Regions from separate parts of the Mus musculus genome. Here regions 1 and 3 are each linked to region 2. Evidence: chromatin loops called from intact Hi-C (ENCODE). Cell type or tissue: heart. All regions are shown on one strand.

The links. A loop is a pair of places that touch in the nucleus more often than their neighbours do. Peaks named below come from ENCODE experiments on the same cell type or tissue, not always from the same donor. Only the 100,000 strongest peaks of a DNase experiment are listed, where the experiment ranks them.
Region 1: it touches region 2 in a loop (2.9-fold over the local background); 4 of 42 quality-filtered maps call a loop at or near these places.
Region 3: it touches region 2 in a loop (6-fold over the local background); 3 of 42 quality-filtered maps call a loop at or near these places.

Annotation. Positions count from the first base shown.
Region 1 is chr1:190,126,076-190,131,075 of GRCm38, forward strand. All of the region lies in intron 4 of Prox1 (prospero homeobox 1), which reads right to left. Among named protein-coding and RNA genes, the nearest start is that of Prox1os, 42 kb to the right of the region's middle. In heart, no CTCF peak of the experiment used is centred here; DNase peaks (open chromatin) are centred at 2,016 and 2,836; H3K27ac peaks cover 4,305 bases.
Region 2 is chr1:190,042,864-190,047,863 of GRCm38, forward strand. It overlaps Gm39736 (a long non-coding RNA gene), which reads right to left and starts at 2,287. Exons shown (of 2, transcript XR_865850.3): 1 at 2,071-2,287. In heart, a CTCF peak has its summit at 3,116 (motif pointing right); no DNase peak of the experiment used is centred here; H3K27ac peaks cover 1,398 bases.
Region 3 is chr1:190,527,255-190,532,254 of GRCm38, forward strand. No RefSeq gene overlaps it. Among named protein-coding and RNA genes, the nearest start is that of Gm30815, 64 kb to the left of the region's middle. In heart, a CTCF peak has its summit at 2,067; no DNase peak of the experiment used is centred here; H3K27ac peaks cover 167 bases.

The sequences.
Region 1 (5,000 bases), 83 kb after region 2:
GGAAAGAAACCCAGAGCTGGGTACAGCTCAGTGGTGCGGTATTTGCCTGGCCTGCATGAGGTTTAATCCTCAGTACCACTACAACAAAACAAATCAAAAAACAAAAAGCCTCAAAGAAGCAAATTAATGAAAAGATATAGTTTTAAGTAACACAAATCTTAGAAAACATTTTATGGATGAAAAAAATCTATGAGAAATCATAAAATAAAGATACCAGTGAACTAAGACATCTTTCTGACAAAACATGCTGGGCTCTGCATGCTTTTCCACTACTTATTTAGATTTAGTTTACATTCTCTCTCTCTCTCTCTCTCTCTCTCTCTCTCTCTCTCTCTCTCTCTCTCTCTCTCTCTCTCTCCCTCCCTCCCTCCCTCCCTCTCTCCCTCCCTCCCTCCCTCTCTCCCTCCCTCCCTCCCTCTCTCTCTTCCTCCCTCCCTCCCTCCCTCCCTCTCCCTCTCTCTCCCTTCCTCCCTTCCTTCCTTCCTTGCTTTCTGACCCAGGGTCTCATGTAGCTCTGGCTGGCCTTGAACTCAGCATGTAGTCAGAGAAGATTTCCTTGAATGTGTGATCCTCCTGCTTCTTCCTTCCTGGGTGCAGCGAGGATCCAGTCCTTTCTATAAAAGGCCGGTTGACCAGGCAACCAGTTCCCGACCAGCTGTGTCTCTATAACTGAGGAAAACCATGTGTGGGGAGCCAGTAATGTCAATGTAAATAAAATGGGTTAAGAGAGTTACTGGCTGCTGGTTTGGTTATTGGGAATAGGGTCCTCTTTGTGCAAGATGAAGCAGCTTGCTAACTTTCTGCTTGCTCTGGGCAGTGCACACTCAGAGGACCGTGTCGGGTAAAAGGCTTCTTGGAGCTCCTCCGATACTGGAGCAGCTCCTGTTTTGATGGTGGCTCCAGAGGTCAGTGTGGGGTAACAATGGCTATTCTGAGAGAATGCTGAGGTGTTCCACCCACAGGTAGAGATCTCACTCATGAAAACAGAGCCTCAGCTCTCTCTTCAGAACCCCTCTCCACCTTCATTTACCTGAGGAAGGCAGCATCTTCCTGATGTTTGGGGGGGCGCATCGGGGTTCAGGATTAGGATCATGACATTGCCCATATTTTAGGCACCTCCTCACACCTAATGGCTTTCCAATCACTAATAAACATCTGCAGAGAAGCCCTTAGTGACAAGTAATCCCTTATCTGGGTTTCTTTTAATAGAACCCAACAATCTCTACAGTGAACCCTTGAGTCTCCTCAGCATCAGGTGCAACAGTCAATCAAGTCACTGGAATGCAAGACAATGCAGGCGGCCGGGGGCGGGGGAGGGGGGAGGCCAGGCCTTTGGACATGCCACAGGGGAAAAACAAAAGGCTTCCAAAGTCTTTGGCAGACCTAGGAGGCTATTGTGGGAGCTGGCTGGCCAGAGTTCTTCAGGAGGGGACAGTGGAAACTTTGCTCTGATAAAAAGGCATCCCAGCCTAGGAGCCTCACCCCAAATAGTCTTGCCTTGACATTTAGAAGACAGACTCATGATGAGGTACTTGAATACACTGGCTACTCTGAGGGGAGATGACCAACAAGCATCTACCAACTCCATCCTGATTGTCTGCTCTCGTTTACTGATTGATCAGAGTGAGCGGGGGCTTGTGGGTTCCTGAAGGATGGAAGAAAAGAGTTTACATCTGCGCAGTACACAGCTGGGCAGCACACACATGCAGTGGACTGGCTGGCTGGGGGGGGGTGTTTTGTGCTCTCTCTCTCTCTCTCTCTCTCTCTCTCTCTCTCTCTCTCTCTCTCATAGGATTGAGTGGCAAAGACATCCCCCTCCTGTCTTCCTCCTCCTCTTCCCAGTTGCTTTACCTTCAAGGGTGATTTGTTTTATTAAACTGGCCGTCCCCAGTCTCTGCAGTCCATAATGAAAGCCTGACATAGCAGGCTGCCTGCCTTCTGTGTCCTGCAGACACTCATCATAAGTGTCAGGACATACCAAGGTTAGCGGTCACTGGAAGTGTGCTCGCTGGCCCAAACCTTGCCAAACGCTCTTGGCAGCTGAATGAATGTCACAGAGAATAGAGGGGGGAATTACAAAGGTTAAAAAGAAGACAGTCTCTCCTATTTTCTGGAGACAGGGAAGCTGATTTTTCACACCTCTGAAGCATCGGTCAGCTCACTCACTAGCCTCTTGTAGGGGAGGAGGGGGGACCATAACCCTGCCCTTTGCTCAGGTCCCAGTGGACAGTCCTCCATTCTTGATCCCCTTCAAAAACTGGCCCACTGGCCTCAGCTCACCAATGGAATCATCTTTACTGAAATGGATAGAAAACAAGCCAAGCATTGCCCCCTCCCGCCCCTGCAGCCCCAAGAACCCCAAGAACCACCGCCCAATGGCCGCTTCAGCCTATCACCAGGTCCCAGTCTTTGTAAGGAAGATGTTTTGGACACGTTGTCTTGTAAGCTAATCCCCAGCCCCCACCCCAAACTTCAACATGTAAACGGAAGACGCGTATAAGGTTGACAGGAGTGGCTGAGAGGGGAGAAAGGAGAGCCCCTGCTTGCGTTCTGGTGAATCCGTTCGTGTGTGGGTTTTCTTTCTTTCTCCTTCCCCACTTTTTTTTTTTTAATACTATAAAAGGGCAATAAAATGCTGACTTCGAGAAGACAATGTCAAGGAGAAAAGGGTGCTGGTATTTTGGATACTCTTCACTGCTCGCCTTGGAGAGAGTTATTCCTGTCACAGGCCTTTTGTCTGCATCTGCTGACTGGCTTGCCCATAGCCAGCAGCATACTTTAACTGTTTTGTCACCTCCTAACATCACATGCATCAGCTGTTGGGCTTTTGTTACGGGTATTGTAGAACTAATCCGCTGTGGTTGTTCTACTGTGCAGTAAATAAAACAGAAACCCGGCTTCTCAGACCGCTCTGCATGAATATTTCAGACAGCTTTTTACAACTCCGGGACTCACCAAATCAAATAAATAAATAACTCCCCCACCCCCAGCATCCCCAGACCCTCCCCATTGACTGAAACAAAACCCCTCGAACTAGCCGCAGATGCCTCTGAGTCACAGGGACTGGAGCTGGCAAACAATTGCAAGTTGAAAGAAAAGTGGTCTCAACTTCGGGGGCACCGCTGAATTCATATTTAAGAGGAGAGTTAAATACATCTGAGGCACAGGGCTGGCTAGGCATCTCGGAAAATCTGCAAAGCCTTTTGGGGGGGGCTTATATAATTATATATTTTTATATATTTTACACACACATGTAAGTATGTTTCCATATATATATATCCATATATAAAATGTTACAGTTACTCTTAATTAATCTTTGGGCCCTTTCCATAATGTGTAACCTGCACAGAGATGTGCTGAGAAAAATCAGACTCTAAAATGTTCTTCAAAACTAAACACACAGCGTGAACCCTCCATATGTATGAACACGACAGTTCACCAAGCAGAGACACCAAAGCATTTCCCAGACGACTTCTGAACGTCTTTGGAAGAGTTCAGAGGAAGAAGGGCATCTATCTCCCCAACACGGGCATGCCTGGGACACAAAGGTCCCATGAAAGAGACCAACGCTGAAGTTCTTTCCGAGCCTTTCACCCTGGTGGGCACATGACTCCTCTAAACAAACTCGCCCATCCCTGCTGTTTGTTAAGTAAATATTGATCAAGGAGAGGCCTGTCTCCTGACTGCAGTGGCGTAAGCTGGGGACCTGTACTGCTCAAGAGTGGGCTTAGATGGATGAGCTCAGATGGGGCTGTACTCTTCACAGAGACTATCAGCCATAACAGATACAGAGACCGTATGGTTGCTCCTTGCCTCTTTCTTGGTCACCCTAACTCCAGCCAGGAGCAGAATCAAGAAATCATGGACCTATGAAATATGGCCACACGATGCCACCCATGCATGCGGTTGTGCTGTGTGGACAGCCCAGACTCCCCTGCCTTTCAGAAGACTGGGAGGTTTGGATGCTATTGGTGAATTGTGGGATTCTCTCACCCTTCTCAGAGTGGACAGAAACTTCAGAGCACAGTTCTGCCTCCTGGGAAGCGTCTTCCCATGGTTAATGAGCATGCGCAGAGCCTGGTTTTGAGTCTGCTTGGGTGACATTATTGGCTGGGTCCACACATGGGAGAAAGATGCTTTGTATTTTATTTTGCTTATTTCATAACTGGGACTCAAAGTCTCACCTTCTGTAATGTCAGGGGCTGAATGGAAGTGTGTTCTTTCTTGGGAAGAGACAGTTTTGAGTCATCTTTACAGTCTGAGTATGTATTAGCCCTGAGCACCGTGATCTAAGAGTAAGGCGTCCTGTTTTGTGTGTGTGCGTGCATGTGTGTGTGAGTTTGTGTGTGTGTGTATGTGTGAGACAGAGGGAGGGTTGTGTGCATGTGTGTGTGTGTGTGTGTGTTTGTGTGTTTGTGTTTGGGGTGTGATAGAGAGAGAAAGGGCCAACTGGCATGTAAATGTGATTAGGATGTCCTGGATGCTCTCTCTACCTGTGTGCAGGCGGGGGCAGCCTCCAGAATCACACTAAAGGGAGGTTTTCACAACAACTAAAATTAGGCCTAAATCCCCCTTCCCTCCCTCTGATGCTGCAGGGGGCATTCAACTTTCAGGCCCCTTGGAGGATTCAATTACTTTAATACTTGAGTAATGCGGGGTCCCAAGAGTGAACCTATCTCCTAGCTACACATTTAGCTACTTAAACATCTGAAGAATAAATACTCTTAGGAATTTTTTTTTAAAGCAAAAATACACATGCACACATGGAGTGGGAGGGGGCTGTGTTTCCTTGGTTTAAGCAAAAGAACATATGGCATAATAGTCTCGTCTTCCCCCCACCCCCCTTTTATTTTAAAACAAAGCTACAAAAGAACAATGTTCTGTTGAGCAAAATTCAGTAGCATTCTGTAAACATTAATTTAAGAAAATCAATAGACTCAGTGAGCTAAAGCCATATTACAAGATAAACTGGCCAGAGTGCCACTTTGTCAAATAGATTT
Region 2 (5,000 bases):
TTGCCACATGGCTTCTTACTGAAACTGCTCCAGCTGACCTGGCTGGCCAGCAAGCCTCAGAGATCCCTGACTCCCCCCCGTGCCCAGGGCTGGCATGGCATGGCAGGGACATACCATTGTGTTTATCTGGGTTCTGGGATCTGCACTCAGGTCCTGCTGCTTGCACAGCAAGCGCTTTACCCCCTAACCTATCTCCCAGGCCACCCCACCGGAGTCTCAGTAAAAGGAGTCACGGAAGCCAAGAGCTTAGAGCTGTACACTGCCTGTAGCCAGCCCAGGAGATGCTATTGTTTTTCTGTCCTTGATACCAACTGCAGCCACTCAAAAGAAATGGCTGTGCGGTGGGCACCCTGTTAGGCATAATTTTATCTTCATAGAAACTCTCTGTGCTACCGACTTTTCGTCCCCAGGCATAGATGAAGAAAGTGAGGCATGGGGACCATTTGCCATCCGCTCAAGGTTACATATTAATGTGTAATGGACATGGAAGTCTAACTCAGGGCTGGCTGGCACAAACGCTTTTGCTTTTCGCCACAAGGTACCCTGAGCAAACAGAAAAACAGAACAAGAAAAACCCTCGTCCTAGGCATGTTCCAGGCCTCCTGAGAAGACTGCCCGGGAGCTCTTTCAACAGCCAACATGTCAGAGTCGTGGCTGTGACATTGTCAGGCGATTTCTTTAAAGGATTCTTTTGTAGCTCTAACTAGATCGTGGAAAGTTTATTTTCCATAAAATCTTGATGTGTTTTCATAAGCCTTTGTGTAGCTTACGGGCCGTTCTGTTTTGCCTTAGCATTTAAAGATCTGGTCTTCCTTTAAGGGCACAGAGGCACCTTCAAAATCAAACCGATCAATGTCATTGATTGGCTTTGCTGCTGTGTGCAAAAGACATTTTGTGAAGGCTTTCTGTGCCAGCTGAGCCTGCGACCATTGATGGCATTTGAGACCCATAGGGTTTTGGATGAGGGGCAGTGCATGATAGGACAATCCTGTGCACTGCTGTGGGAAGCGAGGTGAAGTTGGGGTGCGTCTTATGATGGGAACCGTGCAAGTACAGAATCCCCGAGGCTCCCAATTCTCTCATTCTTCAAGAGAAGCCTGACCATCATACTTCACCTGATGATCTGTCCCACTAGAGTGGAGTTGACTCTGACCTGCTCCTCAGCCAGGTCTCTCCTCCTGGCTTCTGAACCTTTTCTCTTCCCCCGCCCCCAAAACCACAACAAGGGAAGATTGACAGCTGGATGGAAAAACCCACAGTGTGGTCCACAAATACAGACAGGGCCAGACGTGGGGGAAGATTCTCTTTCCTTCTCTGTTTGTTCAGAGATAAAGAGGCCCATTCAGTCCACATGGGGTCCAGTAATTTAACCATAAACTACATTAATGGATGCCAGAAAGTGACTGCCCTGCTTGGGTTGAGTCCAGAGTCAGGCACCTCAGGTTCTGAGCCCTCTGTGCCAAGTGTCCCCAACCCCTCCCTTCCAAACTGTTACTTTCTAAGCATTTACTCGGCAATTTCAGAGCCATGGACTTTTCTTTCTCTTCTATTTCTTTCTTTCTTTTTTTTTTTTTAAATAAAAAAAATGGCTTCTTATATTTCTAATCATTGGTGATCCTGGAGTTTCAGATCTGACAATCCCCGTTCCAAAGACAAAAGTTCTTTTCTCTTCTCTCCTCTCCTCTCCTCTCCTCTCCTCTCCTCTCCTCTCCTCTCCTCTCCTCTCCTCTCCTCTCCTCTCCTCTCCTCTCCTCTCCTCTCCTCTCCTCTCCTCTCCTCTCCTCTTCTCTTCTCTTCTCTTCTCTTCTCTTCTTTCTCTCTCTCTCTCTCTCTCTCTCTCTCTCTCTCTTTTTAGTTCTTTACTGGAATTCTTCATTCTTTCCCATCCACCCCAGGCCCATTTCTCATTTCCTCAGGAAGCCATTTAGCTAGAGGCGTAGGGAAAGTTGCCTAGCGCATTTCATCAGGCCCTACAGACGCTCACATACCCGGGCAGGGATCAAGCACTGAGAGCACACACAGCCTTGCCCATGGGCATTTCTGCCTGGGGACAGTTAGAAGGGCTCTCACCTCTACTCACACCAGCTTACTTTCAGGAACCGCTGGAAGTGGCAGGGTGGCCCTGCATGTCTCCTTCACAAAGCTTCCACGGGGTCACTGGACAGGACGCTTCTGTGTGCTTTCCAGGGTTCTCTTGGAAAAGCACCTGCAGAGACCATCTGGGGCGCTGTAGCGGGAAGTTGCTGCATTCTGTAACTTTTTCAGACCTTTACTTTGTAGCTGAGTTTCATCTCCTGGGAACAACAGTCTGGCGGACAGGCTGGCAAGCCCTCTGTTCTATGCTCTGGAGGAAGGATTCACATCTCCAGGAGGAGTAAATAGATGAAACCCAAGAGAACAAATCAAGTGTGTTTTTTGGTGCTAACTGCTAGGAAGAAATAAAACATTTATAAAAATAAAATGTTTTACTATAACGACCAATTTCCATTGTGTTTGCAAAAAAAGTGTCCCTAATACTCTGGAATCAGTTGTTTGTTGCCAGGCATCAGTCATCCCTTGGGGGACAGGGGATCCCTTTGTCCTATCTACAGCAGGGAGCCTACATCTTCCCCCAAAGGTAGGCTAAGAATTTTCACCAGCAAAGATCTGGCATCACATGGGTTGCACTAACTCCTGGTTGGACACCATGTGACAGGAGAAAAAAATAAAAGTCTCTAGGGGGCTTGAAAATATTCTCCACTTTATGATCTCCAACAAATGGAGAACTTGTGAGAAATATCTGTGAGGCAAAGAACAACCAGACAGAGTAGAGTGTTTTCAAGTCCACGGAAAATCAGAAGGCATTCTCGTGCCCTTAATGTTTCAGCATTGGCCACTGTGGTTGAGATCAAATCTAAGCCTTCTAAATCCTAGAAGGACCGTGAGCCTTGAGGGAAGGCTGCTTCTCCTTCTGTTGGCCCACATGCATCTTCCTGGGGTTTGAGAAGTGTCCCACATTTCTTGCTTTGCATTTGATCCTTCCCACTGAATTAGTTGGTGGGGGAGCCTCCAGGAATCAGGTGGAGCTAGCAGGAATCAGCAGAAAGCCCTTCAAAGAGCCTACGCTCTGCTCTGCCAAGCAACCAGCAGATGTCAGCAGCTCATCTACTTTTGGTCCCTGGCAGAGGTACAGAGCCCACCAAGAAGGAAGCCTGGGGCTGACACCAGCTGTTTTTTAAGTCTCTGGCATGGGTTAAGGAATGGGTCCACTCTTAGGTGGACAACTGAAGGCTAGGGGATGGCTTACTTCAGGGGAGACAAGCAGATGACATTCATGCAATAGTTTCTTGCTCTTCACACTTGAATGGGAGTTTGTGGTTTTTTTTTTTTTCTTTCTTTTTTTGTTTGCTTTTGTTTTTAATATTGGTTTTTGGTCAGTCCCATTTACAGATACCAGGACTTGTCAGAGAATTAGACAAGCTTTGTTGGGAAACTTTCAAAAGTTAAAGGTAATTAAATTTGCTTTCAAATATGATTCCTTGCCCTTTAAGATCTGTTTTTGAGGAGGATCCCACTAGATTCTCGAGAAAGAATGCTTAGCAAGAAAAATTCGGCTTGAAAATTCCAAACAAAATTTCAAACAGGAGGTCCAAAAAAGATGTGTGAGGGATGGAAGTCAATTAAGACCAGCTCCTGAGATTGGTTATTTAGTTTACAAACCCAGGGTAATCCCTCAGTCTAATAAATGTGAGACCAAATACCACTGGTGAATTAAACATCAACACAGCTAAACATGCCTTTGGTTTATGGAGGAGAGCTCCATTCTCATGTGTGCCCATAGCAAATACACCTGTCAGCATGTGCTCCTCAGAAGCCCAGGGTCAGGGTGAAAAGACAGTAAGATCGCATTTATTAAATGTTCTCCAAGCTGGGGAGCATGTGTGCCCATGTGTCCGTGGGTACACACAGGCTTGTGTAAATTTGTACCTATTGTGCTTGTGCATTCATGAATGTGTTTGCATGTGCCTGTGTGTGCATGTTTGTGGTTGTGCATGCGTTTGCATGCCTGTAGGTGTGTGTGTGTGTGTGTGTGTGTATAATATCCAGTGTCTTTTTCAATTGCTCATCATCCCTTTAGACAGGGTGTTTCACTGAGCTTGTTATTCATCAATTCAGCTAGGCCAGCCAGCCAGAGAGCCCCAGGAGCCTCCTGTCCCAGTCTCCCCAGCACTGAGACAACAGGCACAAGTTGCCACGCCATGTTTGGCATTTCATGGGGTTCTGGGAGTTGAACTCCGGTCCTTGTGTTTGCTTGTGCTGCTGAGCAGGCCATTCCCTGAGCCCTGGCCCACTCTCCTCTAGTCAGCCCTAGTGTTTCTTGTGTTTGCTGTGCTGCTGAGCAGGCCACTTCCTGAGCCCTTGCCCACTCTCCTCCAGTCAGCCCTAGTGTTTCTTCTCCTGCTTTGCCTTTTCACGCTCCTGGCTTTGTTGTCACGGAGTCTGTGCTTCAGGGTCAAACCTTCATGGTTCACACCATTGTTGGGCAAGTCTCTGCGGGGCCGGACTTGCAGGGGAAGGTCAAGTGACTGCTGTTGTAAGAATCTCTGGGGAAATCTAGTTGGCATTACATGTAGGACACAGCCCCCGAGGGCTGGCATTTAAGGTCTGTGGGGGTCATCTTCCATGCTCATAGACTATGGCAACAGCGCCATCCCCAAGGCTTGGTACATGGCTCAGGGAGTGATGATTTACTGACTGACAAACTGCCTTTCCCAGTGGCTCTTCACATCTCTCACCGACTCCTGGCATCATCACCCTCCCACATTTCTTGTGATCACTTCCAAAGCTCTTCGGTTCCCTTCCCAGGTCGTTCCTAGAAACTGCCTTCCATCTCATTTAGATTCAGCTGGTGCTTTAGACTCTGGCTCCTGGCTGGCGCCTTCACACGTTACTCCAGCTTAATGTTATTTTATGTCTCTTAATTCCTCAAGTGCCCAGCGTACCACATCTTTCATTCTTTT
Region 3 (5,000 bases), 480 kb after region 2:
ATGGAGGGGAGGAGGGATGGAGGGGAGGAGGGATGGAGGGGAGGAGGGGAGGCCACTGGCTGGGCTTTTTGCATGCAGACCTAGCCCAGACACAACCAGTAACAGTAAACAGAGCGGCTAGCTCTGGTTCCACTCTGAGGCCACATTGCCTCTACCCACCACACTTAATCCTAAGGAAGCCACCATTAAAACAAGTTGTACTTTGCTTTTGTTTTTTTCCTAAAAAGCTTTAGAGCCCAGACAGTTGATCATTCTCCCTTGTCCTGGGGAGACACTGAATCAATGACCTCTTCCGACAGCTCTCAGATGGGTTTTTTTGGGGGGGGGGTAAGCCTGGAGTTTTACATAAGTGCAGCTTCCAGGTGGGAGGAGCCCCCCCCCCATCCTGACACCTGCTCTACATATCTGCACACACAAAGCATCAGAGAACCACCCACATCCCTTTTCACAGTGTGTCTCAGTGTTCTGAGTCAGTGGATCATAGAGAGAGCCAAAGCCGATTCACGGCGATTCTTGAATTTCTTTTATCAGAAAACATGCTCTCTCTGTTTGCTTGACATATATTCTTGGAACGCAATATTAGGAGAAAGTAAGAATAAACACACATTTCAAAGTCACTTCAGAAAGAGTTGGACGCAATCCACCACCCCACGTCATTTGTCTCTGCATATTCAGAGCATCCATAGATAATGGTAAGACAGAAACAGCTGGCTCAGCCAGATGTTGGCATTTGTTAACTGCAGCCATTTCCCTGTTAGAATACCAGATGTCCCTACTTGGGGGGATTTTTTTTTCTTCCTCTGGAAAATAAAATATCTAGTGAACTGCACAGTAGTTTCTCCAAGAGTGTTCTGTGGACTACTGGTGCCCCAGTGCTGCAAATTTCAGGTTTCTTCTTGAGCCACTGAACAGACAGTGAGGGCAGGGCTCAGAGTCTGTGCCATAGCAAGCTTCCTGGGCTAGTCTTCTAGAAACCAGATATCCCAGGCACAGGTCATCCCAATAGGTGAAGGAACCATAGTGTAGAGCCAGGCTCCACAGCTTGAGCCTTTGCCATGCTGTTCAGAAAACAAAGTGCTTTGATCATTCTGAAAAGTAGTTTGACTAATTCTTATAAAGGCTAACACGGTGCAACCCAGGGAGTCTGCGCCGAGGAGAGTAAGCCCTCACCTACATACTTACGTACCCAAGAACCCAAGAAGAAGGCCACACAGGGATCTCTGCACAAATGTTCCCAGCAACTTTGTCCATCACAGCCCCAGACTAGGGAACTGAAGCAGGAGTGGAGAGGCCACCTTGCAATAGTACTCCACGGTGTAAACAAGGTGAGCACACAAAGGGGCTGAATCTCCAAGTCGCATGCTAAGTGGGGAAACACAGAAGAAACACCCGGGTGAGGGTAGGGTGGGGGGGACTGACTTACAGTGGCAGAAGGTAGACCCCTACAAACTAAGGGTCAAAGCCAGGGGCTGACTGCAAAGGGGCTGGAGAGGACTGTCAGGAGATGAAAATGCCCCGCCTTGATACCATGCCAAGACACATTCCAAAGCACACTAAATGTTCTCTCAAAACGGAGCACCTTGTTGGACAGTTCTAACTCAACAAAACTTAGTTTTATACATTTTTCTCACGTTTAGGAAGAGTAAACAGCTTTAGCCAAGCGCCTTAATATTCCTGTTCCTCCCCCACCCAGCAGTACAGAGTCACAGATATTCCCTGTGCCTCTCACCCCAAAGCTCCCTCCTTCCCAACTTTGCAAATCTAGAAGCCCACTGATTACAGGCACATGTCTTCGATAATCTAGGCAAGTGGCCAGTTGTCCTAGGTGTTCACCAGGCAACATGGTCCATTGGCAGGACACAGGTACAAGGTGATGTGCTCACGAAGGAGTTAGATGTCTTCTGCAAACAGCCCATACAAGGGTATCTTTGCTTGGGTTTCATTTTTCTTTGGTGAATGTATTTCAAATCCCCCTGAAGAGTCGAACTCAACTGGGGATTTCTACTGTCTCATACAAAGGGGAGCAGACAACTTGAACTGTCACCCTAAGTCTCTCAGGCACGTAGCACCCTCTATAGGAAGCAGGGGGCCCCTTTACTTTTCTGTATCCCATGGTCATAGGGCCTTCATTCCTATGTTCAACAAATTCTTATTTGGCATCTATTTTAAATATACGCCAGGTGCACAGGACGCGGCTTGGTTGTGCATAAATGAATAATAAAGATTTTTCTGCCCTTCAAGATCTCAAGGTTTGTTAGGAACATAAACACGTTAGAAAAAAATGCAATAAAAGCAATAGTTTAGCTTAGTCGTTTGAGAAAGGGTCTCACTGTGTAGCCCAGACTGGCTTCAAATCTCAATCCTCCTGCCTCAGCCTCCTGAGCACTGCAATTAGAGGTATGCGCAACCATCATGCCTAACTAAAAGCAATATATTCTAATGCTATTCTCTAAGCATGTGCCAAGTGTTGTGGCCTGGCTTTTGCTCTCATGTAAGAAAGGTCCTGCATGGGAAAGGACAGTTTAGATACATGGGAAATAAGGAGGAGGAGGAAGGAGAGGAGGAGGAGGAAGAGAAGGAGGAAGAAGAGGAGGAGGAAGAAGAGGAAGAGGAAGAGGAGAAAGAAGAGGAGGAGAAAGAAGAAGAGGAGAAAGAAGAGGAGGAGGAGGAGGAGGAGGAGGAGGAGGAGGAGGAGGAGGAGGAGGAGGAGGAGGAAGTGGAAAGAGTGGACAAGCATAGAATCTGGATAGAAGGCAGTATACAGAGGAATGAAGACTCATGGTGCTGAGGGTTAGGACTTGCGCAAGCAGCAAGTTCCTGAACAAGAGAACTGACACCATTTAGGGCACAGGCCTCTATTCACCCCTTGCTGTGGGTGCACACATCCTCAGGGTTGTTCTTGTTGACTGGAGGAGACTCGCACAGAGACCTTTGGGCCTTTGCCTTGTAAGGAGGTGGTTTTCTGGACTACAGATGTAGCACCCTCCCCTTGCCTCAAGACATAGCAACTTCCATAGGGCAATTTGACTCCACAGCGCCCCCTGGAAGTGGACTGCAACTGCCCACCATGACATCCTCTGGTTTCATCTCAGGAGCCTGATGGTGTTCCTGAGAGCTGGCCATCAATCCATCAGTTCTGTGAGACTCTTCATCCCATGGCCTGCTTTGAGAAAACCTAACCTAAGACTCCAACCTGAGACCGTGTGCTTCCTCCTCCAGAGAAGGCAGCATGCTGCTGCTCCACCCCCTCGCAGTGTTACCTTGGCACCAAGGGCTGCTGTGGTAACTGAGCTTATTATCTGCTCATTTGCTTTCGTTTCTCTGTCCTTACCGTTGCAGAGCTGCGCTTCCCAGAGCACAAACTTGCTAGGAAAGGAGCCCCTTGGCTGTAGCTCCAGTCTTGTAGCCTCCCCCCGTGTCCCATACTCTCAGCTTCACCCCATCTTCATATTTCAGTTTCCAGGGCTCCTTGCTCTAGCTCCTTGACTCCATGCCTATGTCTTTGTGTCTGGTCTGGCGCAAGCTTCCAGGCCACCATCCTGCTATATACTGAACAAGCTCCTATGGTTCCAGTTTGCCCAACTTCCCATCGCATGTCCATGCCCCCAGCCTCATACTTCGCTCTGAACTCTACTGGCGTCATAGCCACCAGCATCAATTCACACAACAACCCAGCTAAGCAGGTCCAGTCTCACTTTCACTACAAATTATCTTCCAGGTTTACACTCGGTGTTTCCCTTTGTAAAGCACAGATTAGAGTTATAGGGAGGGCTGGAAGCCACACAGTGGCTCAGCCAGGCAGGATGACTGACTATGTATCTGTAACTCAGGAGGTTTATCTAGAGTGGGGATAAAACTTCCTTTTTCCGTGGCTCTGGAAGTAAACATAAGATGCTAGCTAGTAGCAAGAAGCCCTTGGCTAATTAGACTCAGGGGCACTTGTCATACCTGTTGCTACCAACACGGTCTCACGTCCTAGCTTCTTCTTCTTCCTTTTTTTTTTTTTTTTTTTTTTTGACAATGCAAAATCGCAACAATCAAACAAAATTGCAACCAAGTCCTCTCATCCTGGGACTGAAGTCCACTTCCGTCCTTGGATGAGCATTTCCTCTTACTGCATTTTCAACCCACAGAAATGCTGTGAGAACCAAACCAACACACAGGCATGGGCAGATGGAGAGCCTGCCTGTGTAGCCCACACTAGCAACGTGGCGTCAAAACAGCACCCGGTTCCATTCTGATTTCCATCTTATTTCCTTTCTTTCTCTGTTTTCTTTCTTTCTTTCTTTCTTTCTTTCTTTCTTTCTTTCTTTCTTTCTTTCTTTCTTTCTTTCTTCCTTCCTTCCTTCCTTCCTTCCTTCCTTCCTTTCTTTCTTTCTTTCTTTCTTTCTTTCTTTCTTTCTTTCTTTCTTTCTTTCTTTCTTTCTTCCTCTTAAGAGTCTTACTCTATAGTCAAGATTCACCTCAAATTTAGGTGCCTCTTACTCTTACTGCCTCACCCCCGCCCCCCCCCCCATTCAAAGGTCATCTTCCCTTTTTTGAGACAAGGTCTCATACAGCCCACACTGGTACTGAACACAGCATGTAGCTGTGGGTACCCTGAACTCTTGATCTTCTCACGGCTTCCTCGCCATGCCAGGATTGCAGGCATTTTCCACCATGTCTGGTTTATACGAGGCTTGGGGTTGAACCCTGGGTTTAGCTTCTGCTACACACACACTTACCCAAACGAGGTCTATTCCAAGCCACTCAAAATGTGGCAGAGTGGGCTGGACATGGAGCAGATGGAAGGTCCAGGGCTGGAGGGATGGCTCAGTGGAGGAACTTCCATCTGCTCCATGTCCAGCCCACTCCGCCACTATCCATCCTCCATAGTCCACCCGTCACAGTCCCTTCCACCCCCTCTCATCCCTCCACTGTCTGTCCCCCACAGTCCACCTCTTCCACCATGTTCCTTGTCCCTGATCACTTCCCTCTTTCCCAGAAAGGACACAGTGGGG